Linked DNA regions of Homo sapiens: regions 1, 2, 3 and 4 are each linked to region 5. A link is an interaction called in ENCODE POLR2A ChIA-PET data of the cell type or tissue named here. Cell type or tissue: HepG2. All regions are shown on one strand. Links, peaks and the distances in the headings refer to the core of each region. The heading gives the core; the rest is flanking DNA. Region 1 has its middle 3.7 kb from the start of LINC01348. Region 2 has its middle 9.5 kb from the start of IRF2BP2. Region 3 has its middle 14 kb from the start of LINC01348. Region 4 overlaps IRF2BP2 (interferon regulatory factor 2 binding protein 2). Region 5 holds the start of LOC107985365 (a long non-coding RNA gene).

The links. Peaks named below come from ENCODE experiments on the same cell type or tissue, not always from the same donor. Only the 100,000 strongest peaks of a DNase experiment are listed, where the experiment ranks them.
Region 1: POLR2A ChIA-PET joins it to region 5 with 51 read pairs; 4 of 35 experiments call an interaction of 5 or more read pairs at or near these places.
Region 2: POLR2A ChIA-PET joins it to region 5 with 23 read pairs; 16 of 35 experiments call an interaction of 5 or more read pairs at or near these places.
Region 3: POLR2A ChIA-PET joins it to region 5 with 27 read pairs; 4 of 35 experiments call an interaction of 5 or more read pairs at or near these places.
Region 4: POLR2A ChIA-PET joins it to region 5 with 29 read pairs; 16 of 35 experiments call an interaction of 5 or more read pairs at or near these places.

The regions. Positions count from the first base shown.
Region 1 is chr1:235,070,632-235,076,479 of GRCh38, reverse strand. No RefSeq gene overlaps it. Among named protein-coding and RNA genes, the nearest start is that of LINC01348, 3.7 kb to the right of the region's middle. RefSeq lists an enhancer at 960-1,209. In HepG2, for the core only: no CTCF peak of the experiment used is centred there; DNase peaks (open chromatin) are centred at 1,639, 2,089 and 2,789; H3K4me3 peaks cover 1,961 bases.
Region 2 is chr1:234,616,748-234,622,595 of GRCh38, reverse strand. No RefSeq gene overlaps it. Among named protein-coding and RNA genes, the nearest start is that of IRF2BP2, 9.5 kb to the right of the region's middle. RefSeq lists an enhancer at 5,413-5,848. In HepG2, for the core only: no CTCF peak of the experiment used is centred there; DNase peaks (open chromatin) are centred at 1,385, 2,150, 2,625 and 3,995.
Region 3 is chr1:235,080,866-235,086,713 of GRCh38, reverse strand. No RefSeq gene overlaps it. Among named protein-coding and RNA genes, the nearest start is that of LINC01348, 14 kb to the right of the region's middle. RefSeq lists an enhancer at 3,632-4,154. In HepG2, for the core only: a CTCF peak has its summit at 2,822 (motif pointing right); DNase peaks (open chromatin) are centred at 833, 2,493 and 2,853.
Region 4 is chr1:234,600,464-234,606,311 of GRCh38, reverse strand. It overlaps IRF2BP2 (interferon regulatory factor 2 binding protein 2), which reads left to right. Exons shown (of 2, transcript NM_182972.3): 2 at 1-2,043. Among named protein-coding and RNA genes, the nearest start is that of IRF2BP2, 6.8 kb to the left of the region's middle. RefSeq lists silencers at 3,356-3,525, 5,411-5,460. In HepG2, for the core only: no CTCF peak of the experiment used is centred there; DNase peaks (open chromatin) are centred at 246, 1,498, 2,271, 3,371 and 1 weaker place; H3K4me3 peaks cover 4,000 bases.
Region 5 is chr1:234,872,926-234,878,773 of GRCh38, reverse strand. It overlaps LOC107985365 (a long non-coding RNA gene), which reads left to right and starts at 1,948. Exons shown (of 3, transcript XR_001738533.2): 1 at 1,948-3,998. RefSeq lists a cis regulatory region at 2,246-2,263 and an enhancer at 2,182-2,326. In HepG2, for the core only: a CTCF peak has its summit at 1,709; DNase peaks (open chromatin) are centred at 1,773, 2,253, 3,053 and 4,053; H3K4me3 peaks cover 1,757 bases.

The sequences.
Region 1 (5,848 bases), core at 1,217-5,216, 200 kb before region 5:
GTTTTGCCATGTTGGCCAGGCTGGTCTCGAACTCCTGATCTCAAGTAATCCACCTGCCTCGGCCTCCCAAAGTGCTGGGATTACAGGTGTGAGCCACCATGCCTGGCTTTTTTTTTTTAATCTCTTCAATAAATACATATTTCAAAGCTACTGTGCTCACGGCACTGTGCCCAGTCTGCGTACTTTGGTGAGCAAGACAAGCCCCGTCTTCATGGAGTTTTCATTCTAGTGGGGAGTGACAGACATAGGCCAACTCACCCTGCAAATAACTTTCACTTCCAGTGATGACTCCAGCAATGAAGGAATGGTGCAGATTGCTAAGGTGTCCAGCAGGGAAGCCGACTTAGTCTGTGGGAGTGGGTAGAGGGCCCCTGGGATTGCCACCTCACCTCTCGGGGCCTTACCTGTGAAATAGGCTCACCACCATTTGCTTCATAGGGCGACCACGAGTAACGGGTAAAATAATGCACTTTGACTCATGCTGGCTACCCTCATGATTCCTTCCTAATAAAATCTCCAGTGACTAGTCTCTCATATCTACTGTTTCTCTTCTCTTTTGAATAATGTGATTTCACAATTCAACCTTGCCCGGACAAACAGGAAAACCCATTCCAAATTCCAACCTGGCTTTAGAAACATTTTCTTGGAGGGTGGTGGGAAGTGGGATGGGGGTTTGGGAAGGGATGCTCTCCCAGCTCCTTCCTTGCTGTCTCGTTGCCAACTCCAGTTCCCCGGCTTGTGAAGAGTGCGCGTGGGGGGACACGCTCTGATCCTCATACTCCGGGTGCCGCCCACCTGAGACCGCTCTGTCCTCTGGCCACAGCTTCCCAATACTCTGTCTACAGGGAAATATTTTAAAGACTCAGGAAGTGAACTCATTTAAAAAAATGTCCTCCCCCTACTTTTCCAAAACAGTGCAGCCTTCCTGGAAGAAAGCAAACAAAACAAGTGTGACTGTTTAGAAAACGATTGGAAAACCCATTCTGAACAGTATGAGTTTGCATGGCTCTCCTGGGCGGATGTGTCACCCTCGGCTGGGCTTACTCTGGCGTCTGTGTGGAGAGGAGGCAGGGCTGCCCACGCAGTCTTCTCAGAAGAGGCAGCTGATGGCTGAGTGGGGCCTGGGGACCAGTTCCCCTCAAACAACCGCGGGCACCTCACCCTTGCAGACCTCAAACACACAGACAGACACGGATGTGAGTCCACATATGTGTGTGAGGCTGCGTCCAGCTGAAATTAGTACAATGACCTAATCGCCGCCAAGGCGCGGACAACTGCTCTGCGTGTGGTGACTATTTTGGGTTTCTAGGTGTTCGCATGTGATTTGTGGCATTCGCAGTGTTGTTATTAATAACACCGTTGGCTGTGTGGAGGCTGAGGATGAAGCCTTTTCAATTCAGCCATCTGGTCAGAATGCTTCTCCTTTGATGAGGGAAAAAACCTTTGCTGTGTTTCAACTGGAACGCTGCCTCCCAATTAAGGTGACAGCAGATCGCCGAGTCGCCCTGTCTTTGCAGGAAGAGCCAGCCAGGCTCTAAATGCCACTCTGTCCGGGAGGGAGAACGCCTTTCCTATTGATTGTGGTTTGGTATGCAGTTCAGGCACTGGCTCGAAGGGACGCTGGGCCAGGAAAGCCAGCGTGCAGTGTTTACTGGGTTGGCTGCCTTGGCGCTCAGGTTTTCCATTGTCAGGCAGTGACAGTGCTGCTCAGACGCTCTCAGGAGACGTTCCCCTGCTTTCATAACAACGAAGGGCTTTTTTGTTTTCTGACTCATCTTCAGAAGATCTCCCCCACTTCGTTTGAAAGTAAATATAATTAGTAACAGGCAGACATACTGTATATAGCCAGCCCTGCCTATGCAAGAGAGTTATAATTAAACATGCATGCTGTCTGCTGTTCACTGTCTGCTAAAGGCCTTGCTGAAGTCACCTGCAGGGAGAGGGGTTTATCTTGAAGCAGCAGCCTGGGGTGAATGCTGCAGAGAGAGAGAGAGGCCTGTCCCACCTTTGAGTCGAATGTCCAGTCTGAAGCTTAGATTGAGCTGTTGACTAAAGGGGAGGTGTGTCCATCGGCCCTTGGCCTGCCTTCGCCTGGGTTCTTCTCCATTCTCCACCTTGGGCAGCCCTGGGTGACCCTGTGTGGTCAAGGTTGGGGCTGGCCCCTCTTGGAGACAGAGTGATGGTGGCCAAGTATGGTTGTCATAGTAACGAGGTGGCTGCTGCCACTGCTGTCGGCTCAGGAGGCACCTGCCTGCTTGCAGGTTACGATCTGCCCTCCCGAGGCTGGGGAGCCAAGACTACTTGCCTTTGTTCCCAGCTCCCTGCCTGCGATGCTGGCAGCAAAATCTCAGCCCCGCCCGGCAGGGCAGGAGCTCAGGTATGTTATCCCCAGGTGACCCTCGGCCCTTCTTCTTGGCTAAGGGTAGGCTGGGTGTTTGGAGGCCACTGTCCAGGCCCATAGAGAGCTCAGATTCTGCTGAAACCAGTGGCTCAGGCAGCCCCAGGAACACACACACAGCTTGTGGGAAGATTCTGGGACCACGGCACGGCCAATGGCAGGAACACACACACACCTTGTGGGTAGATTCTGGGACCACGGCACGGCCAACGGGCTTTGTGACACAGGCTTGGAGACACAGGAGAAGCTGCTGTGCCTCCTGCTCCTCCGGGGGGTGCGGCGGTGACCGGATGACTAGTTGGCACAGTCCTTCCTTGGCCTGGATCAAATGCAACAGGCGTCATCTGAGCCCCGGGCACCTTTCCCCAAGTTGCTCAAAGTGTTTTCCGAGCAAATAGTTGTTTCATAACACCCGTGAGAAGTAGGTGGGGTGACAAAGCATTCTTTGTCCCTGTCTTGCAGATGGGGGAATTGAAAAGCTTGCCGGTCCTGGTGGTGAGGCCAAGAAAGGGAGAAGGTGCTCTCCTGCCCAGGGCTCTGGGTGTGGAGCACCGGGGCCAACTCGTGCCCCGTCACCAACTCCTGTGGAAATTGGTGCAGCTCCAGCAGAGAAGGAGGCCAAAAGTGGAAGAGGCCCAGGGCTTCTCCCTTAGCACTGGAGGCCTCAGATGCAATGGCAGGAGCTCGGCCGTGGGCCCCACTGTCTGAGGTGTTGAAACTGGCCATTGGCAACTCGAGAGGTGTTGGTGCTCTCCTGCTCAGCTTGCTTGAAGTTACTGGACTCTTGGAGGGGGTCAACAGATGCTTTTTAAGCACCCTGTTCTGGCCCAGGAATTGTTCCATTCCAGTGGTAAATGAGGGGGATGTGGCCCCGCCTTTATGGTGTTCATAGGAGACATAGGAGACAGTCAATACATAAAATTAAGAAGAAATCATTTCAGAGAGTGACATGCTATAAGGACACTAAAAATGCATAATGGGACAGAGATTGGCTAGAGGGGAGGGTAGGAGAGGAGGAACAACTTTTTTATTTTATTTTATTTTATTTTATTTTATTTTATTTTATTTTATTTTATTTTATTTTATTTTATTTTTGAGATGGAGTCTCACTCTGTTGCCCAGGCTGGAGTGCAGTGGCATGATTTCGGCTCACTGCAACCTCTACCTCCCAGGTTCAGCAATTCTCCTGCCTCAGCCTCTTGAGTAGCTGGGATTATAGGCGCCCACCACCATGCCTGGCTAATGTATTTTTAGTAGAGACGGGGTTTCACCATGTTGCTCAGGCAGGTCTTGGACTCCTCACCTCAGGTGATCCACCCCCCTTGGTCTCCCAAAGTGTTAGGATTACAGGTGTGAACCACTGCTCCTGGCTATTTTATTTTTTGAGACAGGGTCTCACTCTGTCTCCTAGGCTGGAGTGCAGTGGTGTGATCATAGCTCACTGCAGCCTCAGACTCCTGGGCTCAAGTGATCCTCCTGGCTCAACTTCCTGAATAGCTGGGACTACAGGTGTGCACCACCATGCCTGGCTAATTTTTAAAAATATTTTTGTAGAGATGGGGTTTTGCTGTGTTGCCCAAGCTGGGAACTCCTGGGCTCAAAGGATCCTCCCACCTGAGCCTCCCAAAGTGCTGGGATTACAGATATGAACCACTGTGCCTGGCTGAGCAAAAATTTTAGATAGGGAATCAGAGAAGGTGTCTGCACGAGCAGCTCCGCAAAGGGCAGAAGGACCCAGACCAGAGGACCAGCATTCCAGCGGGAGGAAACAACTGCGGAAAAGCCCTGAGAGGGGAATGAGGGTGGCCTGTCCAAAGCTTGGGGGAGGACGCTGCTCTTGGATGGTAGCAAGAGAGGATGTGAGGGTGGTGAGCAGGGGTGTGGTCCTGTAGGGAGGACCTTGTGGGTTGTGGGGCCGTGTGTGATTCTGGATGCTAGGGGAGGTGATACATAATTCAGGATTTCTTGGGAAGATGGTGCCCACTGTTTTTGTTTTTGTTTTTTTAAGACAGAGTCTCACTCTGTCACCCAGGCTGGAGTGCAGTAGCACGATCTCAGCTCACGGCAACCTCCGCCTCTTGGGTTCAAGCGATTCTCCTGCCTCAGCCTCCCGAGTAGCTGGGATTACAGGCATCTGAGTCCACTGTTGAACCCACCTACTGTATCTCATTGCAGGCTCAAATAATAGCCATTAATGCAATGTAGGTTCCAATCCCAAGTCTCCAAGCAATGATTTTGGGGCAGAGGTTGTACTATACATACACCTATAGATATTTCTTGGCATCTTATTACAATGCTTTGCAATGTGGCATGGGGTTTGTTTCTCAGATTTTACACAGGAAGTTTAGTTACTGATATATAGGTTGAGCATTCCAAACCAAAAACCCGAAATCCTCCAGAAATTGAAACTTTTTGAGCATCAGCCTGATGTTCAGAGGAAATGTTCATTGGAGCATTACGGATTTTGGATTTTTGGATTTGGGATGCTCAACTGATAAGCATATTATGCAAATATTCCAAAATCCAAAAAAATGCAAACTCCAAAACACTGTGATTCCCAAGCTGTTTATTATTTTTTGAGATGGAGTCTTGCACCGTTACCCAGGCTGGAGTGCAGTGGTGTGATCTCGACTCACTGCAACCGCCATCTCCTGGGTTCAAGTGATTCTTGTGCCTCAACCACCTGAGTAGCTGGGATTACAGATATGCGCCACTACGCCCGGCTAATTTTTGTATTTTTAGTAGAGACAGGGTTTTGCCCTGTTGCCCAGGCTGGTCTTGAACTCCTGGCCCCAAGTGATCCTCCTGCCTGGGCCTCCCAAATTGCTGGGATTACAGGCATGAGCCACTGTGCCTAGCCCCCTAGGTATTTAAATGAGAAGCATATTCAACCTGTACTAGAAACATTGTGTTATGTCTTTCCATGTCCCAGAAATGGATTCAGGGACATCATTTCTATTCCTCATAGAAATGAGCCATCTTTAGGTGTCTGGGCTTGGTGACTTATGCCTGTGATCCCAGCACTTTGGAAGGTTGAGGCAGGAGGATCCCTTGAGCCCAGCCATTTGAGACCAGCCTGGGCAGCACAGTAAGACCCCATCTCTACAAAAGATAAAATTATATCACTTCTCAGCCTTTTAGCTAAGATCAAGTACAAAAAATAAAATTATTAGCCAGGTGTGGTGGTATGCACCTGCAGTCCCAGCTCCTCAGGAGGCTGAGGTGGGAGGATCACCTGAGCCCAGGAGGTTGAGGCTTCAGTGAACCGTGATTGTGCCACTGCACTCCAGCCTGGGTGACAGAGCAAGACCCTGTCTCAAGAAACAAACAAACAAACAAACAAACAAACAAAAAACTCCTTGGGTAATGACCCAGCGGTCACCCATTGTGACCAGTTTTTCCATGGGACTGAACCACTGTCATTTGTCTGGTGCTTTATAACAGCTTACA
Region 2 (5,848 bases), core at 660-4,659, 260 kb after region 5:
TTAAACCTGTGGTAAATTACAGACTTTATAAAGGGTCCTTTTGTAATTGTGAATAATCACCTCTTAATTGATTTCTTTCTAAGGAATATATCATTCCATGTAGAATGTTCTTAAAGCTAGTTATACCTGTTCTCAGTAACAGATACAAATGGTCATTGCAGTAAGAGATGATTATAATGAAGAGTTAACATGAAAAAATAAAATATTCCTTTCTATTAGTTTGGAAATGACATTGGGCAGGGAAGGACCAATATAAAATCTCAAAGCTGTGCATTGTTCTGTACATGTCACCTCCAAATGGCTCCGTAGTCTGAAACTCAGAATGCCTGTCTTTCTCCTTGAGCTCAGTCTGTCACTGTGTAGCTCAAGAATTCTCTGAGTTAATGTGTGGTTGAGAATGGAATTTACCATAGTCATTTTCCCTCCCGACATATCTATTACAAAAAAAAAAAAAAAACTATCTACAGTGATTTACAAACTTTGTTTTCTTTCAGGACAACACAGCAAGCTACCATCTCATGTGCTCCAAGAAGAATTGACTCTTCCCCCTACTTCCCCCGTTTCAAGGAGGTGGGGAGGGGGGCAGAGGCACAGAATCCTGGCCTTGGTGATAGGATGTGGTGTGATGCTGTTCTTCTGTATGTACTGTCCCATGGGGTGCCTGAGGATACGGTGCTGGCTGTGGTCCAGGTAAATTGGAGACAATCCTAGAAGTAAAAACATCCATCATGCTTAGTAGGATCTTAGGTTGTAACGGCTGCCTTGAGCCTTCAGACATTTTTTTTATAAAGCTCCCGGTCATAAAGCACTCTTTCCGCCTCTGCTGCCATATGTTTTTCCAGCTGGACTTTCACCAGTCTTCCACTCTCCAGAAAGTTCTTACTCATTCAGCCCAAGGGTATCTCATCAGTTTTTCTGAGGACTGCTGGAAGTTTCAGCAGGCGTCCTGGCCACACGGAAAATCTAGCTAGCTAAGCTTGTGGATGAAGGTCTCCAGTTATGAGTCTGTGCCCTGAGATGCTGTTGCCTGCCTTATTCAAATTAAATTTAGAGAAATTTAAATAAACATATATAAATGCATGAAACTGTATAAGAAAAAAGTCCTTATTAGTATGCATTTTCTGGGACTCAGACATCCTCACCAAATCCAACAGCAAGGAAACTGAATAACTTTTTGTCTTTTAAGAATAGTTTTTGTCCGAAGATTGGAATCTACCCACTTTTTTAGCCTGATCAGCCAGTGACCTCTGAACCTTGCTTTTCATTGTTCATCTTCTATTCACCTGGGGCACTGAGGATGTTTTTGCTTTTCCAGATGCTGTTTTTACAATTGGTTGACACAATGGCTAGAGTCATGACTCTTGGGTATGCTTCGTAGTTATTTGCCTATGGGACAAGGTTCACTCTTCCAAACTTTTTTTTTTTTTTTTTTTTTTTTTTTAGAGACTGGGTCTCGCTTTGTTCCCCAGGCTGGAGTGCAGTGGCGTGATCATGGTTCATGGATCACTGTAGCATCAACCTCCTGGGCTCAAGCAATCCACCTGCCTCAGCCTGCTTAGTAGCTGGGACTACAGGTATGCACTACCACCACACCTGGCTAATTTTTAATTTTTTGGTAGAGACCCCAGCCTCCCAAAGTCCTGGGATTGCAGGTGTAAGCCACTCTACCTGGCCTTGATTTTTGTATTTTTTTTGTAGAGATGGGGGTCTTGCTATGTTGCCCAGGCCAGTCTCAAACTCCTGGCCTCCAGTGATCCTCCCGCCTCAGCCTCCCAGAGTGCTGGGATTATATTACTACTGCACCCAGCCACTCTTCCAAATTCTAACCAAGCAGTTTGTTCTTTGTGATCCAGGCTTAGTTGCTGCCCTGTTGGCCATTTTTCCTTTGGGTGAATTTAGGATTCAGTTCCTCATCCTCAAAAGCCCTAACTGAAAAGGAACTGATGACACATTCTCCATGGTAAACCCTTCTTGGGAAACTCTCACGAGGACTTGGGCACTGTGTATCCAGCTCCTATTTTAGTGATAGATTTATATTTGATTTACAATAGAAATTGAGCCCACATCCAGATTTTAATAGTGCCACCCATTCCTTACTGGTGAGACCATTCTCTTCCTACGGTCCACCCCACCAGCTGACTGCCTCTCCTCCCCACTACAGTTTCCCAGCTGTCTCCTGCCACCCTGCTTCCATTTGCTGTTGTGTATGCTCCAATTTTTTACCTTCACACGACGAAAACTTCAGGGGCAAAAATTATACCTATGATAATGTAAAGAGATCTTAGAACAACTGAGACTGGCAGTAAAAAATTCAAAATTTTGACATTCCTAGTTTGGGGAGACGAGTTAGATTCAGGGATAGCTATGAAATTGTGCTGTCTGAATTTGTAAAGTATTTTTCAAAGCAGATTAACAGGACACAGTATTATGAGGAAATCACACTGATTTTCACTTTCTTTCTCGCTTGTTGGTTTCCCTAAATGCTTAAATAAGAATATAATTACAATATTTCTAAACGATTGTGCAACTGCTCTGAAGCTTGACTATTTACCTCCCACCACTCAGAAGAATACAAGCGGTATATATCTGTTAGGTTACCCATTAAACGACTGTGACAGATCGTATTTCTGGTTAATTGTTAGTTCCTTATGACCTTAGACTTTGCCTGTGTATTTAATAACACCATCTGCTGTCTAGGGTAGCAATACCACCTTTTTACATGAGGATTACTGTTCTTACTTCGTAAACAAAAGTGCTCAATCTGAGGTGTTGAAACTGTACCACAGAATTATTTAAATTATACTACCTATGGAAAGCTTAAAGAAGAAAAAATTAACTTTCTTCTCTATGGTGGCTTTATTAGCTTCAAGTAAAATATCAGAATTTATACACCATAAGAAAAGTATTTTTAAAAGATTTACAAGTTTTATTATTGGTCTGCAAAATGAAATGTTTTAAAAGAACGTTGTCTCTGTTATACTTGTTTTGTTTATCTTCTTCTAGCCGAGTTTCTCATTGTATATGATCTCTGAGCAATTTCTCAATAAAACAGACAATTTTAAAAAATTCTCACAAAATTAAATCGAGATGAGACTTAAAATAAAATCATCACCCAATATCATGCCTGTTTTGAAGCATTCTGAGAATCCTACTGGTTCATAAAAAATATTACAACATCTACTAACACATGGTCTATAATAAGGCAAATGTAGACAGGGTTTGAAGTCAGCTACCTTTGTTTGGGTCTCACAGACAGTGGCGCCTGTTAAATGAACTCTCCGTGGTCACAGTGAGGTGGGTGGCAGGGGGCAGAGCATTTATGTTTAATTTAACCAGGCCCATGCTGTACAGTATACTAATTTAGTTCAATTCTCCAATCCATGAATCAGAACTTCCTAAAAACAGAAGGGCTCTATGTAGTAGGAGAACTGGCTTGCATGGAAGTTGTATCTCCTGCGTGAGGGGAAATAGCACCTTTCTGAGTCAGGAGGAGGGAACTCCACTCATTTATTCATTCATTTATTTGTTCCTTAAACCATTGCCAGCCTTCATCCAAAAAGAAGCAAAGGTGAATGAAATTGCTGTTTAATTTTACCAGGGAAATGACAGCTCCCTAATGGTGATAAGTTTTTCACAGGAGCGATACTTCTGAGAATCAAGAATGAGCACTGCAGAATAAAGCATTCCAGGTCAATGTGTGTCTGATTTTGAAGCCTCTGACTTCGGCTATAAACTGTGACGAGGCTCACAGAATTGACCGTGATACACCCAGCACTCGCATAATTCCTAACTTTATGCTAAAATATGGACACTTCAGAGTGGTTTGTTTTTATGTGTGTGTGTGTGTGTGTGTTTTTAAATCACTTGGAACCAAAAAGGTTGGCCTGAATACTCACCACATGAAAATAATCAAGAGGTCATTTGCCAACAGAAAACAACTTCAAAAGTACGGAATGTGGAATTCTGAGCCTAAACCGTTTGACAGTATCCCAAAAAGGCATGTCCTGACATGTTTTCAGTCTAAGAGGGTTTCAGCATTCCAGGCTTTTAAAAGAATGTCTCCTATTACAGGAGCTGCCTATCCTTTTCCACACTCTCAATTCAAGGAATCTGGAAGTCTAATTCTGGAACACCCATTTTAAAATATATTGAGTAATCTTTATATGAAAAGTAAAGTATACGGTGACTCCTTTTCTGGTGTTTGAAGAATAGTTGAAACAAATTCTTCACATAAGAAAAACACAGAATTTTTGAAAAACATAGAGTTTTTTACAACTTTATTAAGTTATCCCATAATCAGACCCGTATAAACAAAAGCCATAATGTAACACGAATGTAACATTTCACCATAGTTAACCAAGTCACAACAAATTTCAAAACATCAGAATTCTTTGAATTTACTCTCATAACATCCTTTATGAATTCAGTATATAGCCTGCAAAGAAGCCACACAGCCATTAAGTAGTAGAATTCTAGGTGAGAATCCAAAAACACCTCAAAGCAAGTTTCCATATCCTGCCGACCTACTCAGCCAAATGCCTGCCTGTGTATGAAACCGTTTTGTTTGTCTGTTTGCTTCTTCAACTGAGAGCCTCTTGAACAATCTGAATAGCCTGTGGATAGTATATTAAGTCTTTGCCCGTATATATATATGTATGCATATATGTATATATGTATATATACACGTATACACGTATATGTATGTGTATACGTGTATATATACGTATATTTACACATATACGTGTATATATACATACACACATATACATATAAAATTATATATAAACACACATACACACACATACATATATGAAATAAGGCAGTCTCTTGAGGAAAGAAAAATGCAAATATTTTCCATAAGCCCTGAGACATTGAAGTTGGGCTTATATTAATGCTGATACAGATGTTTTGCCCTGGCTAATTTAAACTAAGTATAGACCGTGGTTTAGAGTCTCCTAATCTGGGATTGAGCCCAAACCAAGCAGACACGATGTTCTCGATGATGTGATGCTCTGGTAGCCATTTAACCTCCTGACTTTATTTGGATGGCACAATGCCCCCAAATAATGGGCAGGCATTTACTGGTAGTTTTTCCGCATTGTTTTGTAATCCCATGTGGGTCAGAAGAATGTTGGGCTTGGGTTTGTCAAATTCCTGTGTATTCCCATCACCCCCACCCACCACGAGAGGTCAGAACAGAAATGACATCAAGGCCAGCACCGTCTCCTCCACTCAAGAAAAACTGGCCTAGGGTGTCCAGCTGACCTGCCTCAGGTCACATGCCAGGTGAATGAAGAGAAGCTACGGTCCCTCAGTGATCTCCTGCATAGATATTTACATGTATGCAAAAAAGAACCTATGAAGAAAATATAAATAGGAGGTAGCCCACCAGTGGGCTAAAGAAAGAACTGCAGTTTGGGAAACCTGAATTCTAACTGTCGTTTAACCACACATTTTCTTTGTTTTAAGACAGATTCCTTATTATCTTGGTGTCTCAGTTCATAAAGTGAACAGACACTGATGTTCTTAACTATTGTTAAGAATAATGAATTGGTCTGATAATGCAAAGATAGATAGATGGATAGGTAGATAGGTAGATAATTGAGAGGTAGGTAGACAGAATAAAAGCAGCCTGACAAATGTTTAAAATCCAGCTACCTGTTAAGTGCTAAAGAGAAGAGGCCTCAGGAAGTTCACATGTGTGCAGTTCCCAGGCATGTTTCAGAACCAGCTTCCTCACTCAGGAATTTGCTCGAAGGGCTGGGAGTCTTGCCACGAAGTACATCAAAGTTCATTTGTATTTGCATTTTAGCTGTCTGTGACAAGCTTTGTAGTAAACACACTACAT
Region 3 (5,848 bases), core at 676-4,675, 210 kb before region 5:
AATTTAATTTTATAGCAACAGGAAAACATGAATGATTTACAAACAACTTTTGAATATATCAACAATGGAAGTGATAAAAACATTAATATTTACTGAGTCATTATATGATATGCTGTATTGAACATTTTATTTATTTATTTATTTATTTATTTATTTATTTATTTGGGATAGAGTCTTGCTCTGTTGCCCAGGCTGGAGTGTAGTGGCGCGATCTCGGCTCACTGCAAGCTCCACCTCCCGGGTTCACGCCATTCTCCTGCCTCAGCCTCCCCAGTAGCTGGGACTACAGGCGCCTGCCACCATGCCCGGTTAATTTTTTGTATTTTTAGTAGAGACGGGGTTTCACCGTGTTAGCCAGGATGGTCTCAATCTCCTGACCTCATGATCCGCCTGCCTCGGCCTCCCAAGATGCTGGGATTACAGGTGTAAGCCACCACGCCTGACTGAACATTTTGCTTTTAATTTAAGTTTTTTTTTTTTTTTTTTTGAGACAGGGTCTTACTGTCACCCATTCTAAAGTGCAGTGACCTGATCAAGGCTAACTGCAACCTCAACCTCCCGGGCTCCAGCAATCCTCCCACCTCAGCCTCCCATGTAGCTGGGATTACAGGCGCAGGCCACCATGCCCGGCTAATTTTTGTATTTTTTGGTAGAGACAGGGTTTCACTATGTTGCTCAGGCTGGTCTCGAACTCCTGACCTCAGGTCAACTCTGTGGGCATGGGGGACAGTTCTGAGAGCCATGGGCAGGGCAGATCCCTCCAAAAGTGCCCACAAGACTGCAGAACACTTTGTTCAAATAAAATCTTAACCTAAACGCGAAACATGAAAGAAGAATGAATGAATTGTTCTGGTAAACTGAGATGGGGGCCAAAGTCCATCCAGTTAGCTCCTCCCCTCCCCTGGGGTCTGAGGAGCTGTGGTTTTGAAAACCATGGATCTGGTTGAGCGTGGTGGCTCGTGCCTGCAATCCCAGTGCTTTGGGAGGCTGAGGTGGGTAGATCACCTGAGGTCAGGAGCTCGAGATCAGCCTGGCCAACATGGTGAAACCCCGAATCTACTAAAAATACAAAAAATTAGCCAGGTGTGATGGCAGGTGCCTGTAATCCCAGCTACTCTGGAGGCTGAGGCAGGAGAACCGCTTGAACCTAGGAGGCAGAGGTTGCAGTGAGCCAAGACCACGTCACTGCCCTCCAGCCTTGGTGACAGAGTGAGACTCCATCTCAAAAAAATACAAAAAACAAAAAACAAAAAAAGAAAACCATGGATCTGGCCAGATGCAGTGGCTCACGCCTGTAACCTCAGCACTCTGGGAGGCCAAGGAGGGTGGATCTGAGGTCAGGATTTCAGGACCAGCCTGGCCAATATGGTGAAACCTGTCTCTACTAAAAATACAAAAATTAGCCGGGAATGGCGGCGTGTGCCTGTAGTCCCAGCTACTCGGGAGGCTGAGGCAGGAGAATCACTTGAACCCAGGAGGCAGAAGTTGCAGTGAGAGAGATTACGCCACTGCACTCCAGCCTGGAAGACAGTGAGACTCTGTCTCAAAAAAAAAGAAAACTATGGATCTCGTTCTAAGCCTCTGTTTTTACACCTGATAAACATGAGGCTGAGAGAGTGAGGCTACCTCCTCAGAGGTGCACAGTGACTTAATGTCAGCGCTTGGACCCACCCTAGGGTCCTGGGCTCCTTGTAGAATGTTCTCCCTCCTCCTTGTCCACCTCCTCCTCATTTGCGGTTATCCAGACACACAACTGCTGAGAAAGTCTTTTGTTTCCTTCTTTATTTATTTTGAGGCAGAGTCTCGCTCTGTCACCCAGGCTGGAGTGCAGTGGCGTGATCTCAGCTCACTGCAGCCTCCACCTCCCAAGTTCAAGCCATTCTCCTGCCTCAGTCTCCCCAGTCGCTGGGATTACAGGTGTGCACCACCACCCTGGCTAATTTTTATATTTATTTATTTATTTATTTGAGATGGAGTCTTGCTCTGTCGCCCAGGCTGGAGTGCAGTGGCGTGATCTCAGCTCACTGCAACCTCTGCCTCCTGGGTTCAAGTGATTCTCCTGCCTCAGCCTCCCGAATAGCTGGGACTACAGGTATGCGCCACCAAGCCCAGCTAATTTTTGTATTTTTAGTAGAGACAGGGTTTTACCATATTGGCCAGGCTGGTCTCGAATTCCTGACTGTATGATCCACCCACCTCGGCCTCTCAAAGTGCTGGGATTACAGGCGTGAGCCAGCGTGCCCAGCCTTGTATTTCTTAGGTGAATAGATTTTGATTTGCAGAATTCAAAAAGGAATGCGAGTGAAGTAGGTGAAACAATAAATTTAGCTTGGAGGATCCTATGAGCCTTCCCCCTGGTGTGCTGGTCACAGCTGGTTTTGCCCAGCGCCCTTTTGTCCTCTTTGTCCTCTGCTCTCCTTTGAACATCAATCAACAAGGGCCTGATGGCATTGACAGGCTTGCCCTGGTGACTGACCACGTCTCAGGTTGAAAATGTGCTTTGGCGCCTTTTACAGGACGATGGCATTTGTCCCAGTGTGTTCCAGTGAAGCGCCTCGCAGGACCTTGATAAACTTGACTGTCCGTATCCATCAAGGTGCTTGTGCATTATTCCTACAACTGGGGAGATACCTTACCCACCTCCTTGCAGATCGTTCTAGGGAAAGGTGTTTGGCCATCTGTCTGGGAGGCTGAAGACTGGCCCTTGCCACAGGCAGGGTGCTGAGAGCTGCCCCTCTGCCCAGCCTCGTGCTCCTCTGCTGAGGGGTCAGCTCAGGTTGTCTGGAGGCACTGCCCTGCGCCTGCTCCTCGAGCCGCTTGATGGCACTGTTAGAACTGGAGAAGGGAGGCAGCTTCTCCTGAAACAGTTTCCTCTGTTCTGATCGGCTCCAAACTGTCATTTCCACCCACCTCCTTCCTAACTGAACAGAACAAAATCACTTCACAGCCTGTTGCTGCTGCTCTGCTCCCCCAGCCCCGCCCCGCCATCTGGGCAAAGATTTAGTAGCCCCTGTGCCCTCTTTCCCGCACTCATGCACCCAGGCTTCCATCCTGTCTCTCTAGAGCTTTATCATCCTGTGTGTTTTGGGGGCCTCTGCGGTGCCAGGGGCTTTGCAGGCAGAGAGAAGGCCAGGAAAACCTTATAAGAACCCGGGAATCTAAAAGAGAAAGCAGAAGTGCCTGACATCCTTCTGGCCACATGACTTGTTTTCTAGAAGAAAGAAGAAAATAGCAGTGGGAGAAGGTGCTTGGGAGGAATGGAAGGAATGTGCAGAGAGGGCAGGAAATGGGGTCTCTCGGGCGGAATCTTGGCATTAGGTTGCAAGGCTTAATGTGTTCTGTTCTTGGCTTCCCAGCTGCCACTGTGTCTAAATCCCTCTCGCAGGGTCAAGGGTGGGTGGAGGCGTGGTCTGAAGGGACGCTTGCCTTCTTCTACTTGCTTTAGCCTCTTCTGGTTCTCAGTTCTGTCTCTCTCTCTCTCTGTAGCTCTGTCACCCAGGCTGGAGTGCAGCAGTGCCATCATAACTCATTGCAACCTTAAACTCCTGGGCTTAAGCAGTCCTCCTGCCAGGAGTTTACTACTGGTACATGCCATTACACCCGGCTAATATTTAGTTTTTTCGGAGGGATGGGGTCTCACTAGATTGCCCAGGCTGGTAACTTCTGGGTTGAAGCCAGATCCTCTCACCTCAATCTCCCAAAGTGCTGGGATTACAGGCATGAGCCACCACACCTGGCCTCTCTTTCTTTTTTTTTTGCAGTGGGGGGTGGGGGTGGCTGGTGGGGAGGAGGACAGAGTCTCACTCTGTAACCCAGGCTGGAGTGCAGTGGCACGATCTCGGCTCACTGCAACCTCCGCCTCCCGAGTTCAAGCCATTCTCCTGCCTCAGCCTCCTGAGTAGCTGGGATTACGGACACGTATCACCATGCCCAGCTAATTTTTTTATTTTTAGTAGAGAAGGGGTTTCACCATGTTGGCCAGGCTGGTCTCGAATTCCTGACCTCAGGTGATCCACCTGCCTTGGCCTCCCAAGGTGCTGGGATTACAGGCATGAGCCACTGCGCTTGGCCCTCTCTTTTTTATTTATTTATTTATTTTTGAAACGGAGTCTCACTCTGTTGCCCAGGCTGGAGTGCAGTGGCATGATCTCAGCTCACTGGAACCTCCGCCTTCCGGGTTCAAGTGATTCTCCTGCCTCAGCCTCCTTGTTGTATTTTTAGTAGAGAAGGAGTTCCACCATGTTGTCCAGGCTGGTCTCAAATTCCTGACCTCAGGTGATCCACCTGCCTCGGCCTCCCAAAGTGCTGGGATTTTGGGCGTGAGCCACTGCGCCTGGCCCTCTCTTTTTTTATTTTTATTTTTAAATGGAGTCTTGCTCTGTTGCCCAGGCTGGAGTGCAGTGGCGTGATCTTGGCTCACTGGAACCTCTGCCTCCTGGGTTCAAGTGATTCCCCTGCCTCAGCCTCCTGAGTAGCTGGGACTACAGGCATGCATCATCACGCCCAGCTAATTGTTGTATTTTTAGTAGAGAAGGGGTTTGGTCTTGAATTCCTGATCTCAGGTGATCCACCTGCCTCAGTCTCCCAAAGTGCTGGGATTACAGGCATGAGTTTTTTTTTTTTTTTTTTTTTTGACACAGAGTCTGTCTCTGTCACCCAGGCTGGAGTGCAGTGGTGCTATCTCGGCTCACTGCAACCTCCACCTCCTGGGTTCAAGCAATTCACCTGCCTCAGCCTCCCGAGTAGCTGGGATTACAGGCGTGCGCCACCATGCCCAGCTAATTTTTGTATTTTAGTAGAGATGGGGTTTTACCATGTTGGCCAGGCTGGTCTCCAACTCCTGACCTCAAGCAGTCCATCCACCTTGGCCTCCCAAAGTGCTGGGATTACAGGCATGAGCTACTGCGCCCAGCCCCTTTTTTTTTTTTTTCAAAATTTATTGTGTATACTTAAGGTATACAATGTGATGTTATGAGGTACATGTACATATAGTAAAACAGTTACCAGAGTGGAGCAAATGAACATAGCCGTCATCTCTCATAGGTACGTATTTTTCCCCTGTGGTAAGAGCAGCTACAATCAACTATAATCTACTCATTTAGCAAAGATGTTGGATACAGTACACTGTTAACTAAGTGTGTCTTCATATTGTACATCAGATCTTTCCACTTGTTCATCCTGCATAGTTGCTGCTTTGTGTCCTTCCGCATTCACCTCCCCATTTCCTCTGCCTCACCCCCAATACTGGTAACAACTGTCTTATTCTCCATCTCTGTGTATTTGGCTTTTTTTAAAAAAAAGATTCCACCTGTAAGCAAGGCTGTGCAGTATTTGTCTTTCTGTGTCTGGCTTATTTCACTCAGCATAATACCCTTCCTATCCTCCCTCCATGTTCATTCTTGTTGTGGATCTCCTTTTTTTTTTTTTTTGAGACAGAGACTTGCTCTGTCACCCAGGCTGGAGTGCAATGGCACAATCTTGGGTCACTGCAACCTCTGCCTCCTGGGTTCAAGAGATTCTTGTACCTCAGCCTCCCGAGTAGCTGGGATTATAGGCATGCGCCACCACGCCTGGCTATTTTTTGTATTTTTAGTAGAAATGGGGTTTCACCATGTTGCCCAGGATGGTCTTGAACTCCTGGCCTCAAGCGATCTGCCTGCCTAGACCTCCCAAACTGCTGGGATTGCAGGTGTGAGCCACCACACCCACTCTTCCTTGCTTTCCTTGCCTGCTTGCCTGCCTTCCTCTTCCTTCCTTCCTTCTTTCCTTCCCTTTCTTTCTTTCTTTCTTCTTTCCTTCCTTCCTTCCCTCCCTCCCTCCTTTTTCTTTCTTTTCTTTCTTTCTCTCT
Region 4 (5,848 bases), core at 238-4,237, 270 kb after region 5:
GAGCAGAGCCCAGCTCTGCAGCGCCACTTCATCTTTTTAAACACCCTAGAGGTCTGTTTGTTGTTGCTGTTGTCCTTTATTTTGAAAGAGTTGCAAGAGAAGTTACAGTCCAGGTGAACTTGGAGATTGTGGGATTGGTTTTGTTTCTGTTTTGTTTTGTTTATCATTTACCTGTAGTGCTATTGCTGTTGATACTATCACCTATACCCTGTTTCTAGTGAGTGCTGAATACAGTATGGTACAATGACAGTAACAGCCGCGTGGTGCTGCCAGGACTGCCCTTGGGCATATCAGTGACAGCCCAAATGTGGGTGGAGGAAACCTGTAATTTCCTTCTTAACATGTGTTTGAAATACCAAGTGAATAATACTGTTCTGGAAAAAAATGATAAACTAGTGGAAATTAAAGAAATTAAGGGTTTTATATAATAGACAGGCCCCACCTCTCAAAATATTTTTAGAAGTCTTTTTGTAAACTAATTTCTTTTGATCACTATTTTGCATCAGTAAAATGATTTTTTTAAAACCAATAAATCATCAATTATTAGAAATAGTTGTCTCACAGTGATACTGGTTTTTCTTTTGTGCTGTTATGATTTAACATTGACAGGAACACTATTTTAAATCCTTACGTTCAGGTGTTTGTAACTTGGCCTTATAATTAGGCTGAATTATGGCTTCAAGGTCTACAATTTATGTGTATGGTTCACAGCCTAGCTTCTATTTACATTTGAAAATACAGATTTTTACCAACTTTGGATTCTTTTTTAGTTATATGTTTGTCTTTCCTTTTTAAATTGTTCAAAACTATTTTTTAATGGTCAAGTTACTAACACTTGAAAATCAGATACTGCACCAAATACAGTGTTTTTCCGTAGTGTTTTTAATGAGTGCACCTATTACTACTGTGCGAGAATTCATGTTTTACCAGTCATTGTTATATTACAAACAGACTTGCATGATTAACCAGTTGTTACACTTACTTTTTCAAGTTGGAGTATATATGACTCAGTGCAGACTGGTCTCTCTTATGTGAATGCACACATGCAGAAATGCAGAGTCAATTTTACATGCCCATAAAGACATTTGTAAAGAATTCAGCTCTTATGGTCTGTTGTATAAATGTGTATCTAGGCACTTTGGAATTTGACCTCACAGATGTTACAACTTGATCAGTCGTTTGACCTAATTTGTGGTAGCTATCTGTATGTTTTGCAATCTTAATACAGACATGCTTTCCAAAAAGATTAATACAGAACCATCCTGCCGTTTTGGATAAGTCTATCCAGCTGTGGAAAGGGCAACCTGTGGTTTCTCTGTACTGGTGTTTAATGGGGGAAGAATATGAACAGCTTTAAAGAGCTGTGTATTGTGGTTACTACTATTAAAAAATAAGATCTGCACGAGTCTGACTGGCCTTTGGGTGGCCTTTGTGGACGGCTCGTAGCTGGAAAGTGTTGATCTGGGTTTTCTGGCATTCTTTTAAGTTAAAAAGTTAACATCGGGACATGGGTTTGATCTTTTGTTGTACCTGATGACAGTGCAGAGATTCTCCACAGCTGGATAAAAATGTCACAAAGCTACTTACTGTACATGGGCAGTATCAGATTTCAAATCCTAATATTTCAGCTGTGCTTTTAATACTCAAAATATTAGGGGATGGGGTGTTGAAGCTTTCCCTTTTTTGCTTTTAACAATTTATAGAATTTAACAGATGTACTGTCTTTCATGTGGCCTCACATTTAAAGTTATGAGAACATACACATGGTTTACAACTTTTACTATATACCTTTCCTTGGCCACCAAGTATTTTAAAAGTGTGCCACCTTTTAACCTTTACTTTTTTTAAGTTGAAGGTGATACTTTTTCTATATATGATGAAACTCATGTCAACTGAAGTGAGTGTAATCTCAGATACCAACATTATTATATTTTAAAATCACGCTATGGAAATATCACCTGAATTCTGTCATTTGTCAGATTTACAGTACCTTTTTTTCTTTAACTTTTAGCATTAAATAAAAATAAAATTGGGAGCACTGAACATTTTCTGAGGCCTTTTTTAATTTTCTAAAGCAAGCTTAGAATGGCTATTGTTTTAATCACTAATGGCAATGTGACTAAAGGATGTGTGGGTTTGGGGTTGGGGTTTGCCTGAACTTCAGGAGATAAAAGACATGGAACAAAAAGGCAACTGATGGTATAAAATAGAAGTGCCAGGGACTGCGGAAAGGGCAACTGGATAGGGGACACAGATAAAAGAGCTGAACAAAGTACGGCTAGAAAGCATTTGTTTATTTTTCAACTAGCAGCAGAACCAGCCATTCTGCAATGGTAGATTGGAAAGAGAAGATAGTGACGACACTGGAAAGACTCTCAAGACCTGGAGCTGCTCTTTGAAAAGCTTTGGAATAAAACAGCTACGTTGGGCCATAGGAAATGCGCTAAAGACAAAAGGGATTTAAAAAAAAAAAAAGCCTTATACTTTGGAAAGCTTAGGAATGAAAAAAGCCAAAGCCATGTATGAGCTTTATTGATATCCTGAAACTTAAATTTATAAATAGAGATAAAAGGTAGAAAGCACTGAGACACATTTTACTGGCTACTCTCATATAATAAGAAATTTCCTAGATGTTGCAGCTTTTACTCTTTTTATTGATTAATGGCTTGGCAGACTTCTCTATGAAAGGAAGTTGTGAAACTCATAAAGAGTTGGAGGCTAGGATATACATAGAGTTACTATATGTTTTAAATTAAACAGCAACAGTGAATGTGTACTTGAATATATTTACACTAGGGTGGTCTGGTAACTAGGAGGGGCCCATCACTATATATATTTTAATAGTTTTTCATTATTAGTCCATTTAAGGTTTTCAAGAAACCATATTCTTAGCAAGTTACAGATGATAAACAATTTTTCATGTAATAACTAGGTTAAAAGAAATAGGATGAACTATGTTTTTGTAACAAAAATGCTAAATTTTATTTTTAGTGAAATTGAAAATAGTGCAGCTTGTAGAAGTAATTCTCAACATTTCAAAACCTCTTCCCAAAGATATACTTTAATGACTGCATTTCGTTTTCAGTTAAGAAAACAAACCAGACTCTTGATGTGGCAGATGTCTTTGTTTATTCCCCAAAGGGGAGTTGGGGGAGAGTTAAAAGGAAACTATGGAAATCCTTTTTTAATTCCTAGACTTTTAAGTCCCTCTTTACTCAAAAGTTGTTTTGCATATGATTTATAGATGGTTTTATTTGGTTAGTGAAGAGTAAAATGTTTCTCTTCCTGATTCCTAAGTGTATACGTGGAATCATTCAGAAAAATGTTCAGTTGTGTGTAGGCCATGAGAAGTCCTGAGTCACCCTCATTTGCTTGCCTTTTGTTCATAGGGAACAGTATGAGAAGACACGCCTTTCCTCTGTCACAGACCAAGGTCAGATGCACCAATGAATGGAATACATATTTACCCAATTTATCGTGGGGTTCTAGAAATCGGGAGTGGGGGTGGGGACTGTTTTAACTCCTTCAGTGCCACTGGTTAGGCCTCTGACAGCAATGGTACTACAATCAAATAAAAATTACGGGTGTGACTTTCCAGATTACAAACTCTATAGATCCCTTGTTGCTGTTTCTCTTGACAGCCTGCATTTTCCTTAATATGTCTGAACCCCTCACTGTAACTTAAAAAGCACACAAATAGACAATTTATAAATTACTCGCTAAGCGGTTAGAAGATAGAAAATGGGTAGATTTATGGATTATCTGTGGATTCCTCCATTAATCCTCAGATAAATCCATAATTTGTCAGGGATACCCACACTACCCCTAGTTATTACATTAATTTATACCTAATTTAACAGTGAACATTGTTTTAACTCATTAGGTGTGTCATCTGCTCCCTCCCCATGTCAATACAACTTAACTTAAAATGCTTGATTTGAAACAGCTCTCTGATTGTTTGATTTGAAGTGTAACTTGTCTCTTTAAAAGATTATAGAATATGAAGTCTGTATTTGCACTGGTTTTAATCAGAAAATTATGCACATCTGCCTGGCACAACATAAAACAATCCATACAACCCACAGAAAAGGTATTTTAGGACAAAAAGTAACTATACCATAGACAGATCATTATTGAGAATCATTTAGACATTGTATCTTAAAAGCTGTTCTTTTATTTTTAATCCAAAACCCAACTGAGTAAAATTTCCTTATTAAACAACCCTATTAGAATGGTATAAACAGTTTCTTCTGTAAGACAAACATTTATTTGGAAAATATATAGAATGGCACTGTATAACACTAACTCAAAACATGGAATAATAAATCTTCAGTGCAAGTAAAACATCACAAAATCAGCCATGAAAAGCCTCTAGGAGATGATTTCTGCCTAGGTCAGATAAGTCTAGAGACTAGACTACAGGATTCCTAGTTTAAATTGAGAGCTTCAAGGCACCGGTTCTCATCCTTTGAATGGGCTGTCAGAAGTTAGATTGCGTAATCTAAAGAGCCTCCTCCAGCAGCTCTACAGACGCCCTTGATGCTGAGATAAGACATCCTGTATAGGGTAATAATGTCACATTTGAATATTTCTAAATATAGTTTACATTTTGGGGGAAATGAACTACATTACATAATCTGTAGATCACATCACTTACCACTTTTACTTAGCAATTAGTATTTCTATATCATCACCATCAGGTAGCATTCAGATGCCCATCGTGCACAAAAAATGAGTTCGGTTTTGTTGTGGAGGCACTCAGCAACTTTAGCAGATAAATATTTAAGTCATTGCAAATTTATCTGCAATATCTATAGAAAACATCTTTCCTATACTAGTTCAAATAGAGTACTTTGAATTGCGTATGTGGCTATTTATGCCTCCGGGGTGGGGGGGCGGTGGGAATTAAAAACCCGGAAACATTTCGCCAGAGCTCAGGGCCTCAATTTATTTTAATGCATGGAAAGAGTTTATTAAAAGTGAACCTCAAATTACTGAGGTTTTGCCTTCTTTTATTGTATGATTTTTAAAGTATTTGCCATACTAGTAAGAGTTCTGCAGAGAAGTGACATGTGGGAGTAGAGATTGTCTGGGTCAGACTAAATCAGCATTTCTTTGGCACAGGCTTGTCTTGGGCCGTCTGCCTGAGCCGACTGTATGTGTGAGCTGCAAAACAGAAAAAAGCTGTTGAGAGTCTTAGCCCAGGCTAAGAGCCCATTACCCCCATTTTGTTATTTCTGCCTGCAAACAGCAGTTCAATTAGCTTTTCTGGTGATAAAAGATAAAGATTTATTGTACCCCATATACAATTGAAATCAGAATTTCACAGGAGGGTCACAGTCATTAGAGAAGTTTTGGAATACTATTCTCCTAATAAGCACCATATGGGTTGTTGCTGTTATAATTTAACACCTACTAAGCAGGCATCTCATTCTAGGCTTTGAACAGCTGAGAGGCTAGCTCCTACCTTTTGTGCAGCTTAAAGTCAAAGCCACAGGTAGGAAATGTCACTTTGCTTGGTTCAAGACACGTATTGACAAGAGTTAACCACGAGTTTGTTTCCTTCCAGTTTATCTTACAAACCACAGTAAAATTCTGACATAGGAACACAGTCCGAAGTCCAAAGTGCTTTCGCACAATAAGTTCATTATGCCCAGCGTGCAATTCATGCATCAAGGGGGCCGCCGGACCCCATTATCTTTATACAAATCAAGAGGCCAGTTGGAACAAGGAGGCTGGTCAGAATGGTCAAATTGTAGTTTTTCCCTTTCTTTTTTAAAAAATTTATTTTTTCACTTTGTATCGTTGTTCAGAATGGCACTTTTTAAAAGGAAGAAAGCCTCCAGCC
Region 5 (5,848 bases), core at 725-4,724:
GCAGTGTTCTGGCAGGCAGTGTTCCCTCTCCAATCCATAAGAAAAACCATGCAACTGCTGGCTGAGGAGGAAAAAGAAATGTGAAAACATCAGCAGCTCACCTATCTGTGTCATCCCAAGCCTTCGTTCAAGTTTCCCTTGCCATGGTGCCATCATAGCCGAGAACAATCAGCCTGGGATAAGGAGCTTCGGTCTGTTGGGTGCAGAATGTCCTTGGCTGTCATATGCCTCTCCTCAGCCGGGGGCTGCTCCGTGGCCTTGGGAGCCACTGCCAGGGCAGCTCTGGGTGCAGGGGGCCGTGGCGCCTCCTCATGCTGACGTTGGCAGAGGTAAGCCTTAGGCTAAAGAACGAAACAGAAGAGAAGCGGACCAAAGAAGGTGGTCAGCCAGGGCTGCAAATGGAGCTGCGTCCTCATGGAGGAAGGCCGGTGCCCTCTGATCTTTCTTCTGTTACCTTGAAGTTACATTCTCTTTTGTAACAGTGATGTAGAGGATAATGACCACGTTACATGATGTCCAAAGGGGCTGACCCACCCTGAAACGACTCCGTGCAGAGGTGACCCAGCTTGCCCAGAGGCGGTGTCTGTAGAGGTGTCACTTGGCCTAGAGGTGCAGTGACCCCGTGTTTTCTTGTGCCAGCTGGGACACTTGTTTGAGAATGAAAGGAGGCACTATTCACCGGAATAAACTGGGTAAAGGGGACATATGGCCACCTACCTAGAGGTCACGAGAGGGTGATAGAGGACTTACCACTGGGTGGTTTCCTATGGAAAGGTGGCCACGCCCATCCACGAGGGTTTAGCGCACAGATGGAAATAGCCCCAACATCTCTGGCTGAGGAGGAGTTGGCCAGTGGGGGTGCCGGGAAAAGGACAGCAGGCACTTACTCAGTTGGAGGGGCCCATCCTGCAGACCTGGCTTAGAGACTCAAACTGGAGTCTCCATCCTACTCCCATCTTTCCAGAGTTTCAGGCTTTTCAAAACATTTTCCCAAGATGCACAATTCCAGCAGAAAATCCCACCTAACCATCCAAGGGTGGCTGGGCCACGCTATCATTTGAGAGGCAAGGACGTTGAGGAGCAGATGTGTCCAAAGCCATCAGCCTTCAAGGAGTGAATTCATTTCCAGTGTCTGGCTCAAGGAAGATTCTATCCATTGTGCCACCCACCAGAATAGTGGCTGAGGTCTGAGTGTCTTAGAATTCATTCCTACCTAACCGGCAACCCTCAAGAAAGTGCAGAAAATTAGGAAGGAAGAGCCCCACTGGGCCATGGAACGGAGAAGCCCGCGGAGGATAGAGCAGCGGTACTGGGGGCTGAGTGGATGTGGGGCTCAGACTTTGCCTGGACCTCTTGGAGTCCTGATGGTTTTAGAATACCGGCTGAGACTGGAGCCTGGGGCTGGACACAGGAAGGAGAATAACTTACTGCTCCTGTGATTTCTTGGGACTGCATTGGGTCCGAGCCGAAAGTGGCCTTGCTGGTCATCCCCTCCAACTCCCTTATCAAAAAGATGAGGGGCCAGGCACGGTGGCTTACGCCTGTAATCCCAGCACTTTGGGAGGCTGAGGCGGGTGGATCACCTGAGGTCAGGAGTTCAAGACCAGCCTGGTCAACATGGGAAAACCCCGTCTCTACTAAAAATACAAAATTAGCTGGGCATGGTGGCGGCCTGTAATCCCACCATACGGGGCATGGTGGCGCCTGTAACCCCAGCTACTTGGGAGGTTGAGAGAGGAGAATCGCTTGAACCTGGGAGGCAGAGGCTGCAGTGAGCTGGGGTCATACCACTGCACTCCAGCCTGGGTGACAGAGTGAGACTCCACCTCAAAGAAAAAAAAAAAAAAAAGATGAGGAACTTTGTATTGATGTGGGAGGAGGAGGTGGTGGCATGTGCCTATACCTTGCAGACCATCTCGAGTTTATCTCATTTAATCTGCAAAATACTCTGAGATAGGAAATATAATCTGAGATGATCCCTGTTGCCCAAACTCCCAGGTTAGTGAATGGGGAGGAAGGATTCGAATTCATTTCTCTGACTCTGAAGCTCCTGCTTTTTGTACCATATGTCTCTGTCTCTCCCTAAGGCATGGAGAGATTACAACCCTTGTCCAAAGTCACTTCATCTGGAAGAGGTCAGGCTAAACTGAAGGTACACTGACCCTTGTCTAAGTCTTTCTGGATCAACTTTCATTGTAAATATTTTCTCCCTGATTGTGCAACGCTCAGCAGTTACTTACCAGGGCTGCAAAGTGAAGATAAGCTTGCAAGAGAGGAACCACCCACCTCCCCCGAGTGAACCATAGGCAATTTCTGAATGACTCTCAGGCTGTCAAAGGCAATTGCCACAAGAGGTCAACGCCAAGGCTGCTCTGCAGATATGACCAGGGCTCATTTTTTCCATGATCTTAGAGAAACTGGATAAGCCCGGGGCAAATCGGGCCCAGAGATGAGATGGTAGGACATTATGGCAGGCCCTGAAACCCCAGCGTGCCCCAGCAGAGGCCTGTGGTGGCCTCTGGGGAGGTGGGCGGTGGTGGAGGTCCGTGTGAGAGGGCAGCAGCAGCAGCAGATTAGGCCCTGTGGAAGCCCACTTCCTTCCAGAGACAGTGCCAGGGGAGGAAGGGTCCAGACTGAGGGCAGGACGGGCCAGGGGGTGTGGCAGGCGGATGCCCCCCTGGGCAGGTGACCTCATCCACCCCTCCCGTGTCGCCTCCTCTGATCTGCTCCCTCTGGAGATGGGGAAATCCAGAGTAGGGGCAACAGGAAGTATATTCCCAAGAAGACTGTAGACCCCCGCACAGGGAAACGATGGAGCTCAGGAGGGGCGCTGATCTCGGGAGCCTGGATCCACCAGTTATGCAAGTGATGAAGTGAGTACGCACGGTCCTCGAGGCCAGGGCCGGCGCAGTAAGAACGAACAGGTTGTTCTGGAAAATTGTCTGGCAGCCTCCCCGCGGCCTGCCTGCAGGAACTGGCATCTGTGGAGTACTTTGCCTTGCTTGTTGATCCACAGCACTTACCACATCCTGGAGAAACAGGTCAATACAGGTGGCCCTCAGGAGCCATGGGCCCCATGTTTGGAACTCTGACCCACACAGGGGCAACCTGAACTCCTGAGCCATAGCCAACCCCTCCCACCCGGGGCCTCTGATGAGCTGGGCCCCCCTGCAAATAACGTTCCTGTCTGTTTCCATCTGTGAGCTCCTGCTCGCGATCTAAGGCCCAGCTGAAAGTGCTTCTTCCTTCCTGGGCCACCTTCCTTTCATTCTCAGCTTTTCTAAATTATGAACATTTCAAACATTCCCAAAGGAGAGAGAGTGCACGATGCACCTGAACCATATGTCGCCCAGAATCCATGGCTATCAAGATCTTACCACAGTTGCTTCATGGATCCCTGCCTCTACTTATTTCTTTCTGAGTTGCTTTAATGTTTCACGCCACTTTATATCTATGTACTAGATTTTGCATCTCTAAAATAGAGGGGCATTTTTATACGTAATGATGTTATGGTCGTCTGGCCTAAAAATTGCCAACACTTCCTTGCTATCTATCATTCAATACCCAGTCCATATTGAAATTTCCCTTCTGAAAATTAATTTTTGGAATCAAGTCTACCATCGGATTTGGTTGAATTTCTGAAGGAAGGGGGTCCATTGCTCTGCCGAATGTCCCCACATGGCTTCTGTCTCCATCCACCACGTATGTCCAGCTTGCGGCCCTGACTCTAGGTGCCCTCAATTATGCCCACTGTGGAAACGGCCTTTCTGCCACATCTGAAGCTTGAGCCTTGGAGGCAGGCATGACGTCTCATCTCTGTGTTCTTTGTGGTTCCCAAGGCAATGCGTGGTGTATCCGAAGTGCTCCACTGAGTCTCGAAAACGTCCCTGCATTGGAGGGATCATGGAGTGAATTTTGTCTTTGCCACTCCACTTACAACTTCAAGTCTGGAGATTTTGAAACACCCCATGACTGGGAGTGACCGCTGGCTCGGAGAGGTTTGTACACAGAGCAGAGGGTAGACTAGATGACCCTTAAGATCCACCATGACTCTGCAATTCAGGCATGCGGAACCTGGCTGATGACAGACATCGACTTTGTCCTCCAACCTTTTTCCGGGACTTATCAATATTCTCGTGGTTAAATTCCACAAGCTGGCATGATCTGAGGAGGGAAATTAGGACATGGTTTCTTGCCATTACTTTTTACAGCTTGGCAAGGGGCAGGAGGCTGCCATCCCCTTCTGTGGTTGCTGTGTCATTCTGTGGGGTTGCTGGAGCCGGGGCCTGAGGTGTCAGGGCGGTGGAAGCTCCTGACCCTGCCCTGCTTTCTGACCCACCTCTCATCTCACAACCTCTGACCTTGTTTATTTCTAGAGGCATAATCTGTGTGCCATATTGTGAGTAAATGAGAAAATGTGGCTTGGATTATGGAATTCAGCTTTATGATTCATTTGTTCAGCAAGCTCTTTTTGAGAATCTATCTTGTGCCAGGCCCTAGATTCTGGGGGTTTAAAAATTGCCAAGACCCAGGCGTGGTGGCTCACGCCGCTAATCCCAGCATTTTGGGAGGCCGAGGTGGGCGAATCACAAGGTCAGGAGTTCGAGACCAGCCTGGCCAACATGGTGAAAACCCGTCTTTACTAAAAATACAAAAAAAATTAGCTAGGCATGGTGGTGGGTGCCTGTAATCCCAGCTACTCGGGAGGCTGAGGCAGGAGAATCGCTTGAACCCAGGAGGCGCAGGTTGCAGTGAGGCGAGATCTCACCACTGCACTCTAGCCTGGATGACAGTGCAAGACTCCATCTGAAAAAAAAAAAAAAAAAAACAACAAAACAAGAACGGCCAAGACCCACCTTGCTAGCAAGAAGTTCACTGTCTAATGACAGAGACAGACCAAAGTGGCATAAGAGAGCAAGCCTGAATGCTATGAGAGAGACCCATTTCAGACTGCTGGGGTATAGGAGGGCTTCCTGGAGGAGGCAGCTTCTAAGTTGAGTCTTAAAGGTATGCATAGAAGTTTGCTAGAAGGAGGGGAAGCGGAAGAGGAAAGAACATTGCAGATATATTCCAAGGAGAAGGAATAGCACGTGGGAAGGGAGACTGCATTTACCCTGTGCTTTCAGAAACACATATAATGTAATTCACACCTCACAAATGATTTTTATAAAAAAATAGGCCTCAGGGAGGTTAAACGACTTGTCCAAGGGGAGGAAGAAGAATTAGAATGAAGGCTATAGACTCTCTGGGCAGAAGTTCAGCACCCTGACCTTATGCCATGCTGTGTAACATCCACCCTCCATTAAGTAACCGTAAAACCCTCATTTGTGTCAGCCACGGAAGGGGCTGGGCCAGCCTGGAGGGTTCAGGGTAGATGGGGTTGCTGCATTCAGCAGTTTAGGCCCAGATGGGCAGAAACACCTGGGGCCCCTTCACGGCATTGCACGGTCACCTGGGTGCTGGGGACCAAGGACAACAAATCCCGTCTCAGAGAACAGGAGAGTTTCTCTCCTGATGCAAATATATGTTGTTTGATATTGGCTTACTGACAAGGTGGAAATACCACACTATTGACCAAATAGGCTTATTTGGTAGTTTATATATCATATAAAAACCATTATAGCTTATTTTATATATATTGTTATTACTTATTACATATATATAGTTATATGTATTTAGTTATTAGTAAATATAGTTAAATTCAGCCACAATCTTGAAGAACAAGATTTTTCTTCTCTTCTGCATGTTCGAAAAAAATGTTTAAAAAGAAAAAAGATTAGAAGTGTTCCTTCTAGAGCAATTCCATGGGCTCTGTTAAAACCCTTTGACACTGGGCCAGGCACGGTGG